Regions from separate parts of the Homo sapiens genome. Here region 2 is linked to region 1. A link is a contact called in ENCODE Hi-C or POLR2A ChIA-PET data. All regions are on one chromosome and are shown on one strand. Each heading gives the region's core, a stretch centred on a gene start or an enhancer-like site at or near the end of the contact. The rest is flanking DNA. Distances are from core to core; before and after follow the strand shown.

The links. Hi-C counts contacts between places; a loop is a spot of excess contacts on that map. ChIA-PET counts read pairs that join two places held with the same protein, here RNA polymerase II (POLR2A). Pooled maps may share reads with other maps.
Region 2: a loop to region 1 is called in a map of Ramos, with 4 times the contacts of the local background. The contact joins two enhancer-like sites. A Hi-C loop is called at or near these places in 1 of 168 maps with a recorded cell type or tissue (Ramos), 1 of 37 single-sample maps with no recorded cell type and 3 of 50 pooled maps. POLR2A ChIA-PET finds 5 or more read pairs at or near these places in 1 of 52 experiments (B cell).

What each region holds. Positions count from the first base shown.
Region 1 is chr1:92,940,354-92,945,090 of GRCh38, reverse strand. All of the region lies in intron 1 of DIPK1A (divergent protein kinase domain 1A), which reads left to right. Among named protein-coding and RNA genes, the nearest start is that of DIPK1A, 19 kb to the left of the region's middle. Within about 2 kb of position 1,715, at least 3 of the 41 ENCODE cell types and tissues checked have a DNase peak (open chromatin) inside an H3K27ac peak, as active enhancers do.
Region 2 is chr1:93,707,065-93,712,076 of GRCh38, reverse strand. It overlaps a transcript of BCAR3 not described here. Among named protein-coding and RNA genes, the nearest start is that of BCAR3, 28 kb to the right of the region's middle. RefSeq lists enhancers at 570-629, 760-809, 4,196-4,245 and silencers at 730-1,024, 3,926-4,055. Within about 2 kb of position 2,941, at least 11 of the 41 ENCODE cell types and tissues checked have a DNase peak (open chromatin) inside an H3K27ac peak, as active enhancers do.

The DNA of each region.
Region 1 (4,737 bases), core at 466-2,965:
CTTCCTAGGATTTCCCTCTCTTCTTCTCATTGGTTGGTGTCACTGTTCTCAGGACCCTAAGTCTTTCCTTGTCCTAATCTGTGCCATCTTCTTCTTTGGCAAGGATGTGTGGGAAGTAAACTTTTCGAGTGCTTTCATGTCTAAAACTGTCTTTGGCCAGGCACAGTGGCTCACCCCTGTGATCCCAGCACTTTAGGAGCGCAAAGCAGGAGGATCACTTGAGCCCAGGAGTTTCAGCCAGCCTGTGGGGTTTTGCCATGTTGCCCAGGCTGGTCTCAAATTCCTGGGTTCAAGTGATCCTAATACAAAAATTAGCTGTGCTCCCAGCTACTTGGGAGGCTAAGGTGGAAGAATCCCGTGAACCCAGGAGGTGGAAGCTGCAGTGAGCCAAGATCGCACCACTGCACTCCAGCCTGGGTGACAGAGTGAGACCTTGTCTCAGAAAAACAAAACAAAACAAAAACTGCCTTTATTGTACCCTGGTACTTGTTCGTAGTTGGGCTCAGTGTAGAATTCTGGGCCAAAAATAATCTTCTCAGAAAATTTGCAGATGCAGCTGCTTTGACTTCTGATATCCCCTGTTGCTGACAAGAAGCTAGTTTGATTATCAATCCTTTGTGGGTGACCTGTTTTTCCTGTTCAGGATCTCTGTTTTATATTTTTATTTTGAAGTTTCCAGAGAAAATGTATAAATAGGGTTCTTTTATCAGTTGTATGGGTACTCACTGAGCCCTTTGAATCTTAAGACTTGGATCCTTTCTCAGCTCTGGGAAATTATATTATTTGTTGAATAGTTTCTCCCTTCTTTTTCCTCTGTTTCTTCCTTCTAGAGCTCTTCCTAGTCAAATGGTGGAGCTATTGGATTGGTTCTTTATGTCTTTTCTAGCTTCTCTATTATTTTTATCTTTTATTCATGTACTTTCATTGTTGAGTTTCTCAATTTTATTTTCCAGATCGTTTGTTGATTTTCTTTCCTTTTCTAACCACTTTTTAAACTCTAAGGATCTTATATTTAATTTAAAAGTTATTTGTTTCTTTTTATGGTTTCCTATTCATAGTTTATGTGGATGCACCATCCTCTTCAGTATTTTGATTATAACAATTTTATTTTTTAATGTTTTCTTATGCTCTGTAATTGTCTTCATTCCTTTCAGAGATTTTATTTTCTATATGTTTATCTTAGCTCTTCTTTTTCATGCTGCTGGACTTTCTCATGTGCTTGGTGATTGTTGGTTGTCTGTTCATATTTTAGAAAGAAGGACTAGGTAACTGGTGTGGCTTTCCTCTGCTGTTTTAAAAGTTAGTCTGTTTTCCCATTAGACCTATCACCGGAATGGATGCCTGACTGAGCCCTGTATGTAGGATGGGATGCCTTGGCTGGCCTGTTTGCTCTAGGTTGAGCCTATGCTGGGCTCTGGGGTCCCTCGTGCCAGCGGAGTACTTTACTCTTGTTGGACTATACATACCCACACTAGAAGCCTTGGCTTTCTGCAGTTTGTTCTTTCAGCTATCTGGTTTTTCGAGTAAGGGTTAATGCTAGGCTGCCTATGATCTCTGTGGGGTGGGGGAGGTGGTTGGGGGTGCCAACCAGTGCAGTTCCAGGTACAGATCTTCAATTATTCCCACCGTCTTCAACCTCACTTCTCACTCCTGCCCTCCCTTGTACCTGTTGGCTCGGAGCCCAGAGCCATCAGGTGTTCCAACTGACAGATTGGCTCTCTAGATTCCCTCTAGCATTCCAAGAAGCAGTTTGGCTTCCAGCTCCTTTTAGGTTGCCTGGTAGAGTATTCTGGGCTGTGGCTTTCTCTGCCTGCCTCATCCATCAACACAATTCCATTTGCTTTTTGAAACTAGAAATGTGTTGGATCTTTTATCCGCTGGTGAATTTCCTACTTTTCTTTCTTTCTTTGTTTCTTTCAGCTGTTAGAGATTTATTGCTTCTTTTGCCTTCCTTATTTGAGTGTGGTTTTGCAAGCTGTAAGTAGCAAACATGTATCTTTAGTCTACCATCTTAAACTGAAAGTCCTGATGTGAATTTTAAACTGCAGCATCTGTTTTCTAATATTTACCTACCCTATTTATCTTCATGACTGCAGTGTCTATTTAAGCATTACATAATTAACAAATTAGCTGGGCGCAGTGGCCCAGGCCTGTATTCCCAACACTTTGGGAGGCCGAGGCGGGCGAATCATGAGGTCAGGAGTTCGAGACCAGCCTGACCAACATGGTGAAACCCCGTCTCTACTAAAAATACAAAAAATTAGCTGGGCGTGGTGGCGGGCGCCTGTAATCCCAGCTACTCGGGAGTCTGAGGCAGGAGAATCACTTGAACTCAGGAAGGAGGCAGAGGTTGCAGTCAGCCAAGATCGCGCCACTGCACTCCAGCCTGGGTGACAGTGCTAGACTCTGTCTCAAAAATAAATAAAAATAAAAAACCTAATTAACAAAGTATTTCAATAAAATAAGGTGAGATAATTAGAGTAAATAACTTGAGAGGAATAAAAATAAGATGGAACTTTTTTCCCCAGAAAATCTTGTATACAGTTCATTTTGATAAAAAAGAAAAAGAAAAAAAAACTGCTAAAAGATTAGCGTCTTAAATTAGAATCAATTTTGTGGTTGAGTTCAATGGGTTTTAAGTAAACAATATCCTTTCCACTTTACTCATAATGCTGTTCATACTTGGTTTTGATAATGCTTTTGTCCTATAAAAGATCTTTATATTAATGTAATGAATTGCTTAAACATTTCACCAGCTTTTAAATAGCAATTTGGTAAAATAGAAAGACTCATGAGATAATTTATTCCCCCAGGACAGAGAAGGGATAAACAAGCCTTTTCAGTCTGTGATAGCAGAATGGTTTGGTGAATTTAAAAGCCTTAATTATTATGCTTTAAGCAACAACTTAATTTGCTTCTGTCTGATTCTTAGTTTTTGAGTTCTTCCTTTCATAAACTGTATCATGTTGCTATTTTGCTGCTCATCATTTTGCTGTTTCTCTTTTCCTCATCAAAAAGTATTTACTGCTCATGTCCATATATTCCCTGTGCTGGCGGTGTTGCTGTGGGCTGTAGATGCACACTGGCTTTTTTTTTTTTTTGAGACAGAGTCTCCCTCTGTCACCCAGGCTGGAGTGCAATGGTGTGATCTCAGCTCACTGCAACCTCCGCCTCCTGGGTTCAAGCAATTCTCTTGCCTCAGCCTCCTGAGTAGCTGGGATTACAAGCACGCGCCACCACTCTTGGCTTTTATCTGTACATTTGAGTGCACTTTTCGAGTATAGAGTGTGGATAGTTAAGGGAATCAATTTCTAGATTTTTGAATTCCCGATGTAGTTTTTCCTAACATTGCTCTGCCAGAGAATGTGTTTGGAATGGAGGTGTGTGCTCTGCTTTCCCACCTTCACTTGCGTCGTTATCCTTTCTCACTTTTAGAAAGGAAAGGCACACTGCTAATCCATTTTAGATATTACAAAGGTCCATTGCCCTGGATGTAAAAACTACCAGGACACCAAACAAAGGGCAATTGAAAATTTGGTGTCTGTGTTAAGATAGTGAATGTCGAGAAATACTGTCTCAGGGAATGACTAGATAACAGTTTTTTGCAATATTAGTTTCCAATATTTTGCTGTCAACAGAACTGAAAGAAGGCCTGATAGAGTTGTCTGCTAAGTAACTAATAGATCAGTAAGTATATTTTTGATGGTAGGTTACTGTTATTTTTGTCACATAACTCAAAAGATTTCCAAGAATTGAGAGATAATTGCTACAACAAGACTTCCATTTTTATCTTTTCATTTATGTGAAAAAAGTTTCTCACCACTTAAAGTTATAAAAACAAAAAATAGGGATAATTCTGTTTTTTAATAGCTGAGTCCTATTTCATTCTGGCAAGAAATAATAGTTACTGCACGTTCTTAGATGACACCAAAAGCATGGTTCATAAAGGAAAAATTGATAAATTTGATCTTATCAAAATTAAAATCTTTTTCTCTGCTAAAGACCCTGTTAAAAAGATGAAAAGACAAGCTACAGACTGGGAGAAAATATTTGCAAATCACATATCTCACAAAGGACTAGTATCTGGAATATACAAAGAACTCTCAAAACTCAGTTTTAAAAAATAGTCCAGTTAGAAAGTGGGAAAAAGACACGCATAGACATTTTACCAAAGCTATATAGATGGCAAGTAAACACAGATGAAGACATTCAAGCTTATTAACCATTAGGGAATTGCACATTAAAACCGTGATGAGATATCATCAGAATGACTAAAATTAAAAATAGTGAAAACACCAAATGCTGGCAAGGACGCAGAGCAACTGGATGATTCATACATTGATGTAAAATGATACAGCCATGGAAAGCAGTTTGCAACTATTTAAACTTATGGTGAAAAATTGTAGATGTCAACTTAAAAATATGCAAGGGGGTATATAGTTTTCAAATTATTTGTGGGATCCACAAACAAAAATGCTAGAGTTTAAAACCATAATACCTCCATTGCTGAAAGGGCTACATTCCAAAAGAATGCCTTTTAAGAAATCAGAATCTTAAATATCAGAGGTAGTTGAAATATTAAGGAACTTGGCATTTGTCTGTTAAGGGGTAGAATTGTAGTACCAAAAGTCCCTTAATTAAATGATAATCACATAAAATATGGCACTAGTAAGAGTAAGAAAAAGAAGTGTTGTACTATGTTAAGATGATGTTATTGGCTTTAAATGCCTATTTTTA
Region 2 (5,012 bases), core at 1,692-4,191, 770 kb before region 1:
GGGCTCAGCAGAGTGAAGGAACTTGCCCAAGATCACACAGTCAGTAAACGAAATTTAGGATCTCAGCCCTGGTCCTCAGGATTGCAAAGCCTGTGCAAATCAGCTGTGGAAGCCCCTAAGCTTTGAGGAAGGAATAGCAATAGAGACGTGCAGAGAGGGTTTGAAAAGAGTTGGCATTGCATTTTTTTCATCATCTAGTAGAGTTCTATGCAATGTCCATGTTTTGCAGGTCACAAACATGAATAAGACAGGATTCTTGTCTGTAGGTGCTTCCTTAGCAGTGAGGCAGACAGGCTAAGAACAAGATGAGGACAACTAAAGGTAAAATGTTCAAACTCATCCCTGTAAGAAATACTTTGCTTATTGAGTCTCTACTATGTGCCAGGTACTGTACTAGGCTCTGGGGATACTCTGGTGTGCTGTGTTTACAGAAATGGTTGCACTTTCCCCTTTTCCTATATCCACACCCCTTTGCGGCTTCTTCCATTAAAGTTGAGTCTATTCTCCACCGATTGAATCCAGGCTAGCCTCATGACTTGTCTTGGCCAATAGAATGTGGTAGAAGTGACATTGTACCTCTTCCAAATCTTGCCCTTAAGAGGCCTCATACCTATCCATTCTCATTCTTGAAACTCTGTAGCTGCCACGTGGACTCCCCCAGGCTAGCTGGCTGAATAATGACAGACACATGGCCCTTTCACTTTCATTGTCCCAGCCAATGGTCAGTCACCTGACAGACATGAATGAGGCCATTTGGACCCATACCATACAAGTATATCTTAAGGGAAAGGAAGCGATAATTAAGCCAGCCTCCCACGATGGCCCCAGAGATCACCATTCTGGTATTCACACCATGTGTAGTTTCCTCCCACACTGCATCAAGGGTGGTCTGTGTAACAATGGCACATGGCAGAAGGGATGATGTGTTGCTTCTGATATTAGTTCACAAAAGCCTGCAGCTTCTATTTTGGGTGCCTTCTCTCTCTCTTTCTTATCATTCATTCTGGGAGAAGCCAGCTTCCACATCCTGAGAACACCCAGTCAGCCCATGGAGGGGTCATATGGTAAGGAACTGAGATCTCCACCCATAGCCTGAGAGGCACTGAGGTCCACAATGAGTGAGCGTGGCAGGAGATCCTATAGCTCCAGATGACCAAAGCCCAGGCTGACAGCCTGAATGTAACCTCTTGAGAAACCCTGAACCAGAACCATCGAGCTAAGCTGCTCCCAGACTCATGATCCAAAGAATATGTGAGATAACAAATGTTTGTTTTAAGCTACTAGGTTTGGGGGTAATTTGTTATGCCAGAAAAGATAACTGACAAAAAGCGTTAGCTAGATAAAGCAGGGGGAGGGGATGGAGTGTTCCAGACAGAGGGAATGGCATGATCAAAGGTCCTCAGGTAGGAGGGAATACAGGACCAGAAGAAACCGAAAGAAGACCAATGCGACAGGAGTTCAGAGAGCAAATGAGGCCGAAAGGTTGGTGGGGTCGAGACCTGCTGGGTGTGGCCTGGGGGTCTTCCTAACAAGTTTGCATTAGGAGCAACAAGAAATCAAATTATTGAGGGACCAGCATTAGGGGCTTCAAGGAAACCCAGATATCCTGGCTAGGATAAAGTCTCTCCCTGCCAATCCTCCAAATTAGTAACTTTGGGTTTTTAGTTTTCCCTACTCAAAGGTGCCCTTCAAGGTCTCCAAGGGAAGAGGCAAAGGGAGACGTAGCAAACATCCAGCATGGTATGGGTAAGGCTTCTCCAGCTCCAGCCATGCCAGGCAGCCAGGCCCAGCAGAGAGCTGTGCTTCCCTGACTGGTCAGGACTGGTCCCTCCAGCAGGGGCAAAGCCAGAAACAAGGGGTACAGGTCCAGGGAGGGAGCCCACTTCTTGATCAGCCTTTCTTGGTTCCCAGCTTCCCAGCTTCCCACCCCCTATCCACCGGGAGTGAGTTTATACTGTTTTACAGAGACTAGGACACTTGAACTCATATTTCATTCTCTCATGGATTTCGTCCAACTGGCCTAATCTTTTTTCTCTAAGTGACAAAGAATCTAAAGATATGGAATGTTCCCCAAAACAACTTTGCAGAAAAGCAAAATAAACACAGCATCGAACAGGCCCATTCATTTCATGAATTGATTATAGAAAGATAATTTCTATTTTTCTTTTAAAAATATATATTTAAGATAGAGATATGAAAAAATTACATGATGATCCATCAAGGAGATACATTCCACCATGATTATGTTATAGCAGCAAAGCCCTAGTCCTAATATAGGACGGTTGAGTTGATCAGATAAAGACTTTTTTCCCAATCTACAATCCTATAGATTGTAAATACAATTTTTAAAAACTACAACAGTTTTCCATTAAACAGCCTTCCTTTTTCTCTTCCCATCTCTAGTCTAGGAGATATTCCCCTCCCTCCTTCTTGCTGTTCCAAGGACAATCAAGGGGGACTGCCTGCTGAGCATTCACTAATGTCAATCCTAATCTAATGCCAGTAAGACATCCTTATACAGGGTCACCCACACTAAGAGAGAAGGCTCTGTGTCCTGGAGCCCCTGGCCAACACCTGTACAGATCAAGACCCACTTCACTGAAGGGCAAGGGACCAATCTGAAGACAGAGTGTGTTGTCAGAACATCAGTGCTTGCTCAAAACCACTTCCCAATTGGGCAGATTCATTGGTCTCTCTTTCCCTTGAGTGTGCTTTGAACAGACCGCAGGCTGGCTTGGAGGGACAGGAAGAAGAAGAGATGCAGCTGTAAATCAGTGTCACCTCTCCAACTCAGGGTCAGAGGAGGAGAATGTGCCCACCTCCAGGAAGGCCTGCTGTTATCAGATGTGCCTGAGCAGTCATGAGCACGCTGCTCTGCTGCCCTGCAGCCTGTGGACTCCCCCTCGTTCTTCTCTTTTGCAGCCTGGAAACAGATGCCCTTGGGAGGGGAAAAGCTCTGACTTCATCGGGGCTCCCAGGCCCTCCCTTTTCCAAACAGAACAAAGCCTACTTAGCTTATCGCAGCACTTCTCCTTGTGATTTTTTTTTAATTGGCCTCTTCACATGTGCAATCGACTCTCCTGATATGAAAGTTGTGAGCCCTGTTTTTGCAAGCCCGAAGCTTAGAAGCTGATCCCCACGAGCATCAACAGAAATCATCTGAATGCTCTAAGTACTGCCAGTGCTTGCTAAAAAATAAAACAGCCTGCCAACCTCCTCCTGCCTGTGTCCTTGGCACAGCCCTGGCGGGGCAAAGGAGCCCCAAGGACCCCATTGTTCTTTGGAAAGAAAGAAGCAACTCCAGCCAATTCAGGTGTTTGGGGGATTATTGAGATGGTCTTTTTTTGTAGATATGATGTGGTGGTGAATAGGGTAAGTTATATAGGGGACTCTATGGTGGTGACATTTGAAAAGATTGAAGAGTGAACTGAAACCGGTTTCTGTGAGCCCAAAGTTTTATTCAGCCAGTACAGTTCTAGAATTTGCTACTAATATGTTTATTTTCTCCCAAAGATCTTCTCCTTTTCTGAGAGTAATGGGACACTGGGGAGAGAACTTATGGACAAAAATATGGGGACAGAAAAGATTATGACAATTTGTAAAGTGTCCACACTGTTGGTTGGATTAGCTATGTGAGATGATGAGGGAGAAAGAGAGAAAAACAGGCAAAACCAAAAAAGGCCCCTTGGAAACAAAGTTAAGATGGTTTTTGGACTCATCCTACCTCCTGTGGGTTTAGCTTAACATCAGTCCCATCTGCCAGAGGCCGGAGGCAAGGTGCTTAGGGGTTTAATTGTTCTGTGAGACCCTGAAGCAGGATGAGAAGTGGCCTGGTGTCAGAGTAGAGCAGTTGGCCCATTACTGAAGGTCATGGTTCAGAAGTTCTCAACTTACTCTTTTCTCTATTCAGGTTCTATATAAGTGAGCAGTAGAAGGATATGGTTATCTCCTTCCTTTATTGTAGCAGTCTGCGAAGTTCCATTTCCTTCTTGAAACCTCTGACTCAATGGCTAGAGGAACCCTCCCGCACCCCTCCCCTCCTGTCTATGCTGGCAACTTTTGAGCCGCCCCCTCGGCTTACCACCTTGCAAAACCTGTCAGATCCATTGCTTTTACACACTGCTATTTACCTCGTTGTTTATTTTGTGTATGTGGGTCATCTGTTGTTTAGGTTAGATTGAAGTCTGGCTGTGTTGGTGTAGTTAGCTTTTGATTATTTCCAGAAGAAAGATAGTACACCATATCCATACAAGCATTTAATATTACGTTGTTTTCTTTTTGATCTAATGTCCAGCTTCAGCCTAGAAAACATCCTGAATGATCCAGGCTTGGGGACCGTCAGAGCTATTATTATTATTTATTTATTTATTGAGACTGAGTCTCACTCTATCACCCAGACTGGAGTGCAGTGGTGCGATCTCAGCTCACTGCAACCTCTGCCTCCTGGGTTCAAGCGATTCTCCTGCCTCAGCCTCCTGAGTAGCTGGGATTACAGGCACGCGCCACCACACCTGGCTAATTTTTGTATTTTTAGAGATGAGGTTTCACCATGTTGGCCAGGCTGGTCTTGAACTCCTGACCTCAAGTGATCTGCCCACCTTGGCCTCCCAAAGTGCTGGGATTACAGGCATGAGCCACCATGCCCGGCCTATTATTATTATTTTAAAGCATAATTATTTAATGCGGATTTTGCATATCTACTGCATTTGATCCCTTTCTGAATAGTTTTCACTGTTTTATTTAATTACTGTACTTCAAAATACAGAAATTTTGGAAAACAGAGAAACACTCTTTGGTGTATATACTTTTAGTATTTTTTTAAATGCATATAGATTTATTTTCTGTTTTCAGCAATAATATTATACAGTTTGTTTTAAACTGTATACTTTTTTTGTTTTTTTGAGATGGAGTCTTGCTGTTGTCACCTAGGCTGTAGTGTAATGGCATGATCTCAGCTCACTGCAAACTCTGCCTCCCAGGTTCAAGCAATTTTCCTTCCTCAGCCTCCCGAG